Linked DNA regions of Homo sapiens: region 2 is linked to region 1. A link is a contact called in ENCODE Hi-C data. All regions are on one chromosome and are shown on one strand. Each heading gives the region's core, a stretch centred on a gene start or an enhancer-like site at or near the end of the contact. The rest is flanking DNA. Distances are from core to core; before and after follow the strand shown. Region 1 has its middle 4.2 kb from the start of TRG-GCC2-2. Region 2 holds the start of PKP4 (plakophilin 4).

What was found. A loop is a pair of places that touch in the nucleus more often than their neighbours do. Pooled maps may share reads with other maps.
Region 2: a loop to region 1 is called in a map with no recorded cell type, with 7 times the contacts of the local background. The contact joins the promoter of PKP4 here to the enhancer-like site in region 1. A Hi-C loop is called at or near these places in 2 of 168 maps with a recorded cell type or tissue (both naive thymus-derived CD4-positive, alpha-beta T cell), 1 of 37 single-sample maps with no recorded cell type and 10 of 50 pooled maps.

What each region holds. Positions count from the first base shown.
Region 1 is chr2:156,403,090-156,407,678 of GRCh38, forward strand. It overlaps a transcript of GPD2 not described here. Among named protein-coding and RNA genes, the nearest start is that of TRG-GCC2-2, 4.2 kb to the left of the region's middle. Within about 2 kb of position 2,607, at least 4 of the 41 ENCODE cell types and tissues checked have a DNase peak (open chromatin) inside an H3K27ac peak, as active enhancers do.
Region 2 is chr2:158,454,545-158,459,133 of GRCh38, forward strand. PKP4 (plakophilin 4) reads left to right here and starts at 2,408. Exons shown (of 22, transcript NM_003628.6): 1 at 2,408-2,674. CCDC148 (coiled-coil domain containing 148) reads right to left here and starts at 2,209. Exons shown (of 14, transcript NM_138803.4): 1 at 1,871-2,209. The coding sequence starts at 1,895. It overlaps LOC124907900, which reads right to left and starts at 3,590. Exons shown (of 1, transcript XM_047446754.1): 1 at 2,587-3,590. The coding sequence starts at 2,910. The coding sequence ends at 2,587. RefSeq lists silencers at 2,113-2,407, 2,138-2,507, 2,728-2,777, 3,028-3,077, 3,098-3,157 and 1 more and an enhancer at 3,688-3,767.

The DNA of each region.
Region 1 (4,589 bases), core at 1,357-3,856:
GGGCGACAAAGTGAGCCCCTGTCTCAAAAAAAAAAAAAAAAAAAATCTCAGAACACAAGGAAAAAAGTCTTATGTAAAACATTACTAGTGGCCTACCTAAAGGCCTTTTTATTTATTTATTTTTTCTTGCTAAAAGTCCATTCTAGTTTACCTAGCCCAAGGAACAAATGTGGTGCCCTAAGCCAATTATCTCATTTTTCGTTCCAAATTGATCTGAGGTGTGCTTTTCACTGAATCCCTGCCAATGAGGGCAAGAATAGTCAGCTAGGAGTTTCTGGGAAAGATGATACGGAAGATCTCTCTTACCCTTTCTCCTTGTATGAGGGTGTAATGCTTGGAGCTGCCCCAACCATCCTATGACTTGAAGGAAGACAGAGGGTGATCCAGCAGGAAAATAGAAAAAGGCTCTACACCATCCTGACATTTTTTATGCAGACTTTTGGTTAGGTAAATTAAAGAACTCTATTGTTTAAGTACGTTTGAGTTGAGGATTTTGTTACATGTAGCCAAAAGCATTCAAAGGGTGTGTGTGTGTGTGTGTGTGTGTGCGCCTGCATGCATGTGCATCCAGCAGTCCACCCAACTCCTTCTGGTACAAGAAACCTTCTGTTCTATAGATAATCAATACTTTGAGATTTGTGTTAGGTTAACTTGCCTCTTTTTCTGTATTTCTCTGTCACAATAGCAGGTGTGTAAAACAGGTCTCGTCAAATATTTTCCCTTGGCACTGCACTTTCTTAGAGATGGGTATGTGACTAAATCTGGGACAATGAAAAGTCCTTGCCGAAACTCTCTTGCAGAAGTTTTAAGTAAAAACTGTCTTTTTGCTGGGTTGTTCAAACAGGTTGAGTGTATAGTTTGGGTTGTCCAGAAGAAAGAGACAAACATATTCCTAATATGATATTGAGCCACTAGAAGCAGCCATGCCCGACTAGAAAAAATTCTGGATTTTGTGTTTATATGAGTCAGTAAATTGCCCTTAAACAATAAGTGGTGGGCTAAGTGTAGTAACTCACACCAGTAATCCTAGCACTTTGAGAGGCCGAGACAGAAGGATCAACTGAGGCCAGGAGTTTGACACCAGCCTGGGCAACATAGTGAGACCTTGTCTCTACAAAAAATAAAAATTAAAAATTAAAAAAAAATTACCCAGGTGTGGTGGTACACACCTGTAGTTCCAGCTACTTGGGAGACTAAGGTTGGAGGGTTGCTTGAGCCTGGGAGTTTGAGGCTGGCTGCAGTGAGCTATACTGTGCCACTGCACTCCAGCCTTTGCAACAGAGCAAGACCATGTCTCTAAAAAACATACAACAACAACAAAATTAGCCTTTAAACTTAGTTTGAGCAGTATTTTGCTAGAATCTTAACACAAATTGAGAAACAGTTTTACCCCAAACATGGTAAACTTAGATAACTCATTACCCAGGATGTGATATAGACTAATAATATTAAAGTTTAAGAAAAGTTTAGGCCAAGTGTGGTGCCTCACCCCTATAATCCCAGCACTTTGGGAGGCCGAGGTGAGTGGATCACCTGGGGTCAGAAGTTCAAGACCAGCCTGGCCAATGTGTGAAACCCCGTCTCTATTAAAAATACCAAAAAAAAAAAAAAAAAAAAAAAAGCTGGGCATGGTGGTGCGGCTGTAATCCCACTATTCAGGAGGCTGAGGCAGGAGAATCCCTTGAACCCAGGAGGCAGAGATTGCGATGAGCCAAGATTGTGCCATTGCACTCCAGCCTAGGGAACAGAGTGAGACTCCGTCTCCAAAAAAAAAAAAAAGAAACATTTACATTTAGAGAAATTCGTCGATGATGATAACACTACAAGGAGACAACAAAAACCATGAGAAAATTTTTAGGACACATTCCCAGCTTGTTGGAATAAGGTAAACTCTGTTGCAAAGAAGGTTCGGAGCATTTGAAGGAATATTCAGGCAACAGTGTGACAGAGAAGTAGAAAGAGGAGAAACTAAAAATAGAGAAATCCATTCAAGAGGTAGTTAGAATAGGAGTAGAGAGGTGACGAGGTCCTGAACCAAGGCCACAGCTCTAGCATGAGGTGCATGGCAAGACAGAAGGAGGAAGAAAAATTACTCTAGGAATCTACCTTACGTGCTTGATAGACTTGGGGTGTAGTGTAGAAAAGTAAGGAAGAGAAAATACTGGAAGGAAAGGGGTGGTGTAAAGCGCTCATTTTTGGAAATTCTGACTTTGAAGTAAGTAGGAAGAGGTGCCTGCTAGGTGGTTAGATCAACCCCAGGAGAAATCAAGGCTACAGAAGTGGATTTGGAAGTCAATCACCTGATGGGTGAAATGCAAAAATGTGGAAATGGAGAATATCACACAGAGAAAAGAGTGCTGAGGACGCAGCCTTAGGGAATGACAAGAATTGAGGAGCCAAAGTTGGAGAAACAGGACAGTGGCATCTGTGGAGGCAGGCAGAGCCCCACTTCTTTTGCTAATTCTGAATAATAAAACATGACAAACACATATGTCACAGTGTTTCATAGATATACTGTGTAGTAATCCTGTTTCACATCGGGAATGCTGTAGTAGGCAGTGATTTCATTATCCACGTGATCAAGCTTGAAGAGATCAGAGGATGACCAACAGTGCCTTCTGGGTGGTGCACACTAACACTTCCCCTGGTCTGCTCTGTTCCCATGCTCAGATAAGAAGCTCCCATTGAAGCTGGTAGAGAGAAGGAAAGCACTTGAGCACTGTGAAGTGTTACACAATCTTCTCTTTTAGGCAAGCCTGGCCATTGTGACACCCAGTGCGACAGGCAGGGGTTGTAAGTTGCATCATAGCACCTTGGAGCACTTGCTCAAGGTACCAAGTTCCTAGCTGGTGTTAGCTCATCATAGAAAAGTGGCCAGGCTTATATCATCTGAAGAAAGTAAACAGTTCAGAAACAGAAATAGTTCATATAATACAAAGTCACCAAAGCAATGCCTTTTTTTTTTTTTTCACCTGTGAGTGATCGTATTGATTTAATACACACAGCTTATTTCTGTCCCAGGTTACAAACTAGCCCTAGGGAAACGGTGGAGCCAGTCATTTGGATTGCCCTTTACTGGCTGGGAATTAAATCATTACTTATTCCATTTTAGAATCACAAGTAGTACCCTAAGGCCTACTTTCCTAAGGATTAAAATCAAGGCATGGAAGTGAAGAATCCAGGTGTAATTCTCAGATGCATGCAGATGTTGAGAATGCAGCAATTTTTCCTGGAAAGCTGTCACTGCAAAATCATCCTGCTCACGATATGCTCATTCCTAGTTCTCAAGCATATCCAATTAGTCAACAAGCCTGATTTCTCCTTTTAAAATGGCACTGACTCTTATTCTCCCTCCTCATGCCAATCTCTCCTACACAGTGCAGACAATTATCAGCTCACTCCCTGGGCTACCCAGGAAACCTCAGATTTCCTCTGCCATCCTGCATGCTGCTACCAATTGCATTTTTTCCTTTCCCTCCCCTACTTCTCTCTCTCCCTCCTTTTCTTTCTTCCTTCCTTAATTTTGGAAAATTCAGTCATTTCTTTATTCCAAAATTGAATTAATTTTAAATCCATACAGAGTCCTCATGGTGGAGGAAATGTGAGTGGGAATTCTTTACCTTTCTCTTGACTCTCATCTCTGGGTGAAGCATTTATTCAACTACTTCAGAGCTGTGCCGCTTGGCAGAAATAGCTTTCACTTCCCTTCCTAAAGCTCTTTCTTCTTCTTCTTCCCAAGTTATTTGGGTCTTTTAAAATATATGTTTTTTTCATAAGAAACCCACATGTATGGTGCAAAATTCAAAAGGTATGAGAGAGTATTCATTGAAAAGTATGCCTAGCCTGGCACAGTGGCTCAGCCTGTAATCCCAGCACTTTGGGAGGCCAAGACGGGCAGATCACCTGAGGTCACGAGTTTGAGACCAGCCTTGCTAACATGGTGAAACCCCGTCTCTACTAAAAAATACAAAAATTAGCCAGGCATGGTGGCTCATGCCTGTAATCCCAGCTACTCGGAAGGCTGAGGCAGGAGAATCTCTTGAACCCAGGAGGTGGAGGTTGCAGTGAGCTGAGATCGCACCACTGCACTCCAGCCTCAGCAACAGATCCCAGGTTTCCTTTCCTAGAGGAAACCATTGTTATCAGTGTCCTGTATTTCCCTTCACAAATATTTCTATGTGGATATAAACATTGCAACTTTTATTAAAAAAATTTTTTTAATCTCTTTTTTGAGAGACATGCAATTTATTTTTAAGCACAAATGGTACATACTATACATACTGTTATGCTCATATCCTTTTCTCCCCCCAGAAATATATATCTTGGAAAATTATCCTTCTTAGAACACATAGAGCTAACTTTATCTTTTTAGTGGCTCTATGTTCATTTTTTAAACTGTCTTTTATGGACTAGGAATTAAAACATTATTTTTTCTATCTCACAATAATAAGCAGTACCCCAAGGCCAAGTTTCCTAAGGATTAGAATCAAAGCATGGAAATAAAGAACCTAGCTGTAATTGTAAGATGCATGAAGACAGTGAGGTACCATAATTACCTGAGCCAGTTCTTTGGCAGAGGACATTTAGAC
Region 2 (4,589 bases), core at 1,158-3,657, 2.1 Mb after region 1:
TCAGTAGAGTACGAGGCAAGATCATTTGCAGAAGTGCAGGAAAACCACGTAAAGTGGGGGCTTCAGGAGAGCAGACATTGGACAGGTTTGGAAGTGGCCTGGATAATGTTCCTGGATAAGTGTTCCAGATAATCATCCTCCTGATGAGGAAAGGAACTGAGAATCAGTGAAGACACAGCCAAGTCTGAATAGCATGAACTTTTAGTGGAATGAAGTGATTCTTTAACCTTGTCTAGCAATGCTTAGTAGCGCAGGAGCAAGTTCAAAAGAAACCTTTCAACTAAATACAAAAATAAACAAAAAAATTAATGTTGAGTGGCAACTTATTTCAGGGGACATTATTCATGGTGGATTTCAGTAACATTTTAATTATGACAAACACGAAATCTACAATATCAAAATAGTCATCTGAGAAAAACACCCACACAAAAAGATTATTGGAGTAATAATCTTTTATTTTCTTCTTTCTATGCTAGCCTAAGGCAAGAGAAAAGACCCATTTTTTCTTTCCATTAGACACAACTTTCATTCATTTGATGTTATTGAAATTTAAAAGAAGCAAAATCATTGGTATCTTTTCATTAAACATGTGTCTCATATAACAATTTGTGGTTTACTTTTTCTGTTCTATAAACAAAAACACACATTAAAAAGCCGGAAGAAGTAAAAAACAGCCTATTTCCATGATGGCCAGCCATGGCACAGCACTTCCTGGCCCCTGCTGATCCCTTCTCAATTCTGAAAATATTTAGGGGGAACATACACACGTTCACCTGTTTTGTTCCACAGTCCTACCCTGTGTAGGACTGTCAACTGAGTTCACATTTTACTACAAATGTGGAGAGGTTTTTTTTTTTCCAATCAAGGCACCATATTAACATTTCTTAGGTTACATCTTTGTAATCTTCAATTATAGTAAGATAAAAACCAGTAGCAAAGCATATCACCCAACTTAAAATTCAGAACAATACTTAGACATATGCAGCTTGCACACACATTAACCTGTTTCTCCCAACAAAATATTTGTAATTTCCAAAATCCTATCAGCTTTTTCACACAATATGGTCCCTCCAATTTGAGGGGTAGTAACATAGTCTCCTTACTAAAGAGATTAGTCTAAAAAAAGTAAAATCGCCAAAAGAATGTAAGAATATCAGTGGCTATAGGCTAGAGCAATATCATCTTTTAAAGCCTAATATGTTCATGAAATCTCACTTTAAGAAGGTGATATCTAAACATAAAATTTATTGACAAAAAACAATTAGTATTGATAAACCACCACAAAATGATTTTAAATGAAAGTAGAAGACATTATTAAAGCTCAAGATTTTTGCGTGTACTGATTTCATGCCTCAGGTTATTTCCATATCAAATTTAAAGAGATACTGGAAAATAGAAAACAAAATCCATCAACTGTAATCCATTTCCCTTACTCTTTTGTGAAATCATCACAAGGTGTGAAGGATTGTTTCTGTTTCCTCTATCTTTAACAAGCCTGTAACCTCTCAAGTGAAAGAACATGCACCTGTCAAGCTCATAGTGCGGGATGTACACACAGATGTGTTTAATAAATATCTGCCCACAGGGAGATTAGAGGTTTGCTTTGAGAATCAGGGAACAGGCTAGCTCATGTGTTGACGCTTTGGCATCTATCATACAATCCGCCACCTCGTTCCCTTACCAAAATATCCTCAAAGGAAATCCTCTTTGAGTCTTTCAGAAGAGTTATGAGTTTGAGGACCCAAAACGTTGAGGAAAGATCCACCCCAGGGAAGGGGGAGTGGCTGCAGAGAACAAACATAAGTAGGATTTAGGTGGCTCAGTGACGTCAGGAGGAAGCAGCGATGGAAGGGATGGGGTGCAAACTCACCTGGAGAAGCAGAAGCTGCACACATGTCAAAGGTCAAAGGGCATAGCCTCAGGGACTCCCCAAACGCAGGAAAAGTGAAACGCCCACTCCTGGGCTCTCGCCGTCAGGGGTACATCTAAGGGCTCAGCTGTTCCTACCTTTGACGCCAGGGACAAACCCTACCAGGCACAGTTGGGATTGGCAGTAAGGCAAGGAAAGCCTGCCCCAGATTTCAGAGCCAGCGCTGGGGAATCTCCCTGTCCTCTCCGCCACCCCCTCCCGCGCCCGAGACCTGAGACACCTTCTCTCTCACACCCACCCTCTCCAGGCCCTCTCGCGCTGAACAGCATCGGTCTCTATGGCGACCTGAAACCGCAGCTCCCATTGGCCTGTTCAATATGAGGGCCGGGCCAATGGGGAGGGCCAGCCCTCTCCTTCCCGCCAATGGGGTGGCGGGAGCTGGCCCGGGGACGGCGGCGTGCTGACGTTCCCGGGAGCCCGGGGCTGGCCGGGCGGGAGGGCTGGCAGCGGGGCGGGCGGCGGCGGCGGCCTCTGGGCAGTAGAGGGGGCTCCGGGGCTGAGTCCGCGTCGACGCCGGCCGCGGAGGCGGCACCATGGGCAAGGGGTAGAGGGGCAAGTTGGCCACCGCCGCCGCCGGGGGTGGTGGGAGAGCCGCTCCGGGGGCGGGGGCCGGTGGGGGAGGGAGGGGCGGGCAGCCGCGCCGCCGCGGCACTTTTTTAATTTTTTCGGGTGCCGCAGCGGCGACCCCTCGGCGCCGATGTCCCTGATCCCTGGAGCGACGACGGCCGCTGCCTAAGCTGGAAAGTAAGTGTGTGGGCTCGCGGGAGGGCGCGGAGACTCCTGCCCACGAGACCCTCGGCCCTCGCCCCGAACACGCGCCAGGGCCAGGACCTGCGCGCCGGGGGCCGGGGGCCTCCCTCCCGCTGCCGCGTCCCCAGCGCCTCGCGGCCGCCGCGGCTTTCCTGCCCCGCCTCGTGTTCCTGCCCGCACTCGCCTGCTGCTCCCCTCCCCCCGGCAGGCGCACAAGTTTCACCCTCCATTTGCTTTTCCCGGCGATTCCTCTCCCCGGTCTCCCGTACGCGCAGCGCACGACCTCTGCCCACGCTGGGCTGTTCGGATTCAGAGCTCCCAGCCCCGAACTTGAGCGCCGCGCTGAGCCCTGCTGGACGCCCTCGCGGCGGCTTCCCCGCTGCCTGCCGCCGCGCGCCCCAAGTCGCCCTCGACACCACTGGGCGCCCGCCCTCCTCAGCACTCGGGGCCGGCTGTCTGTCCTTCTAGCCCCAGATCCTGCACCTTGGTCCCCTCCCCGTCTTCCCACGCCCCTGCTGCCCGCGCGGTCTTGCGTTTGTCCCCGAAGTCCTGTACTCCTTGCCGGTCCTGCCCACCCCTCTGCCTAGTGCGCCCCTCTCTACCGGCCGCGGATCCTCACGCTCCACCCCTCCCGGCTCCCCAGCGCCGAGCCTCGCCGCTGCCCTCCTGCGCCGCCGCTTCCTCCTCTCCCTGCCAGGAGTTGAAGCGGAGCTGCGGCACCTCCCTGGCGGATCTGGTATCCCCGCCCGCTGCCGAGGCTGCCGGCCCTCTCCCCTGGACCGCTACCCGGAGAGCGAGCGGCGGGGCCGGGATTTGGCTGCGTGTTGGCTGAGTGCGACACACCGCGAGCGCGGGCAGTGGAGGTGCCGCGGCGGCCGTGGCCGCTCGGGGCGCAGCGGTAGTCAGGTGTGTGTGTACAGCGGGGGACGCGCGCTGCCGGCTCCTGGGCTGGCGACAGATTGTGCAGGAATGCGAGGAATGCACCAGGGGCAGAGTCCACACAGCCCGCCGCGGCTGCCCTAGCGCCTTCCCTCCCCAGCTCTCGCCGCGCAGCCAGAGGTCACCGGAGCATCTTCGGAGCTGGTGAGCCTCATTCCACTCCTCTCCTCCCATAGCTTCCCTCCATGCGGCAGAGGGGAAGCGCGGTAATTCTTTGGGGCTCCAGCTAGCCTTTCGTCTGGGTTTTTGCTGCATTGGTCTTCAGGACCGTGAATTTGGGGCCGATGACTGTGTAGCCAAGGTTATTGATCATTGCACAGGGCTGTTGGCAAGTTTGGTGTGCAAGGTTTGGATAGTGCCTGGTTTTCACTAGGGTTTTCTGAAAACCAGCAGAAACAGGGGGCCTGAAGGTTGTTAGAGTAATGAGCTTGCAGCCAACATATTTTAGCTCTATCAAAAAATGCCTGTTAGTGCTCACGGGCATGTACTGCGAGAGAGATCTTGAATGCATCACTTTGGTATCCTAAGAAGTGTAATTTTTTTCCCTCGTCATACTGGGCTGTGTTTAGACCTCGTATAATACATAATGAATAGAAACAGAGAAGCACTGTTCGGTCAGCGATGGGACAGATAGAACTGTCTGGTACAGTTAAATTCGGGACGTGTCAGTTACCATTGAAAGTAACACGGGGACACCACAATCATGTATATTTCAAGATGTAATTTATTAGTGGAGGTCTCAGTTTTTTCTCTTTGTTACTGAGTTTGACTGAAAAAAAAAAATAAATGCTGCCCTACAAGTTTTAAAGAACGGTAATTATTTACGTGTAAAATCAATGATGGCTAGTATGCATTTTTGGTCAAATTTTGTTTTCCTTAATACGGGAGAGCAAAATTTTGACAGAAAATGGTTCGCTAGAATTGAGCTTAGATTCTTTTTATTTTTAAAGAGAAACTAGAAGAATGCTTC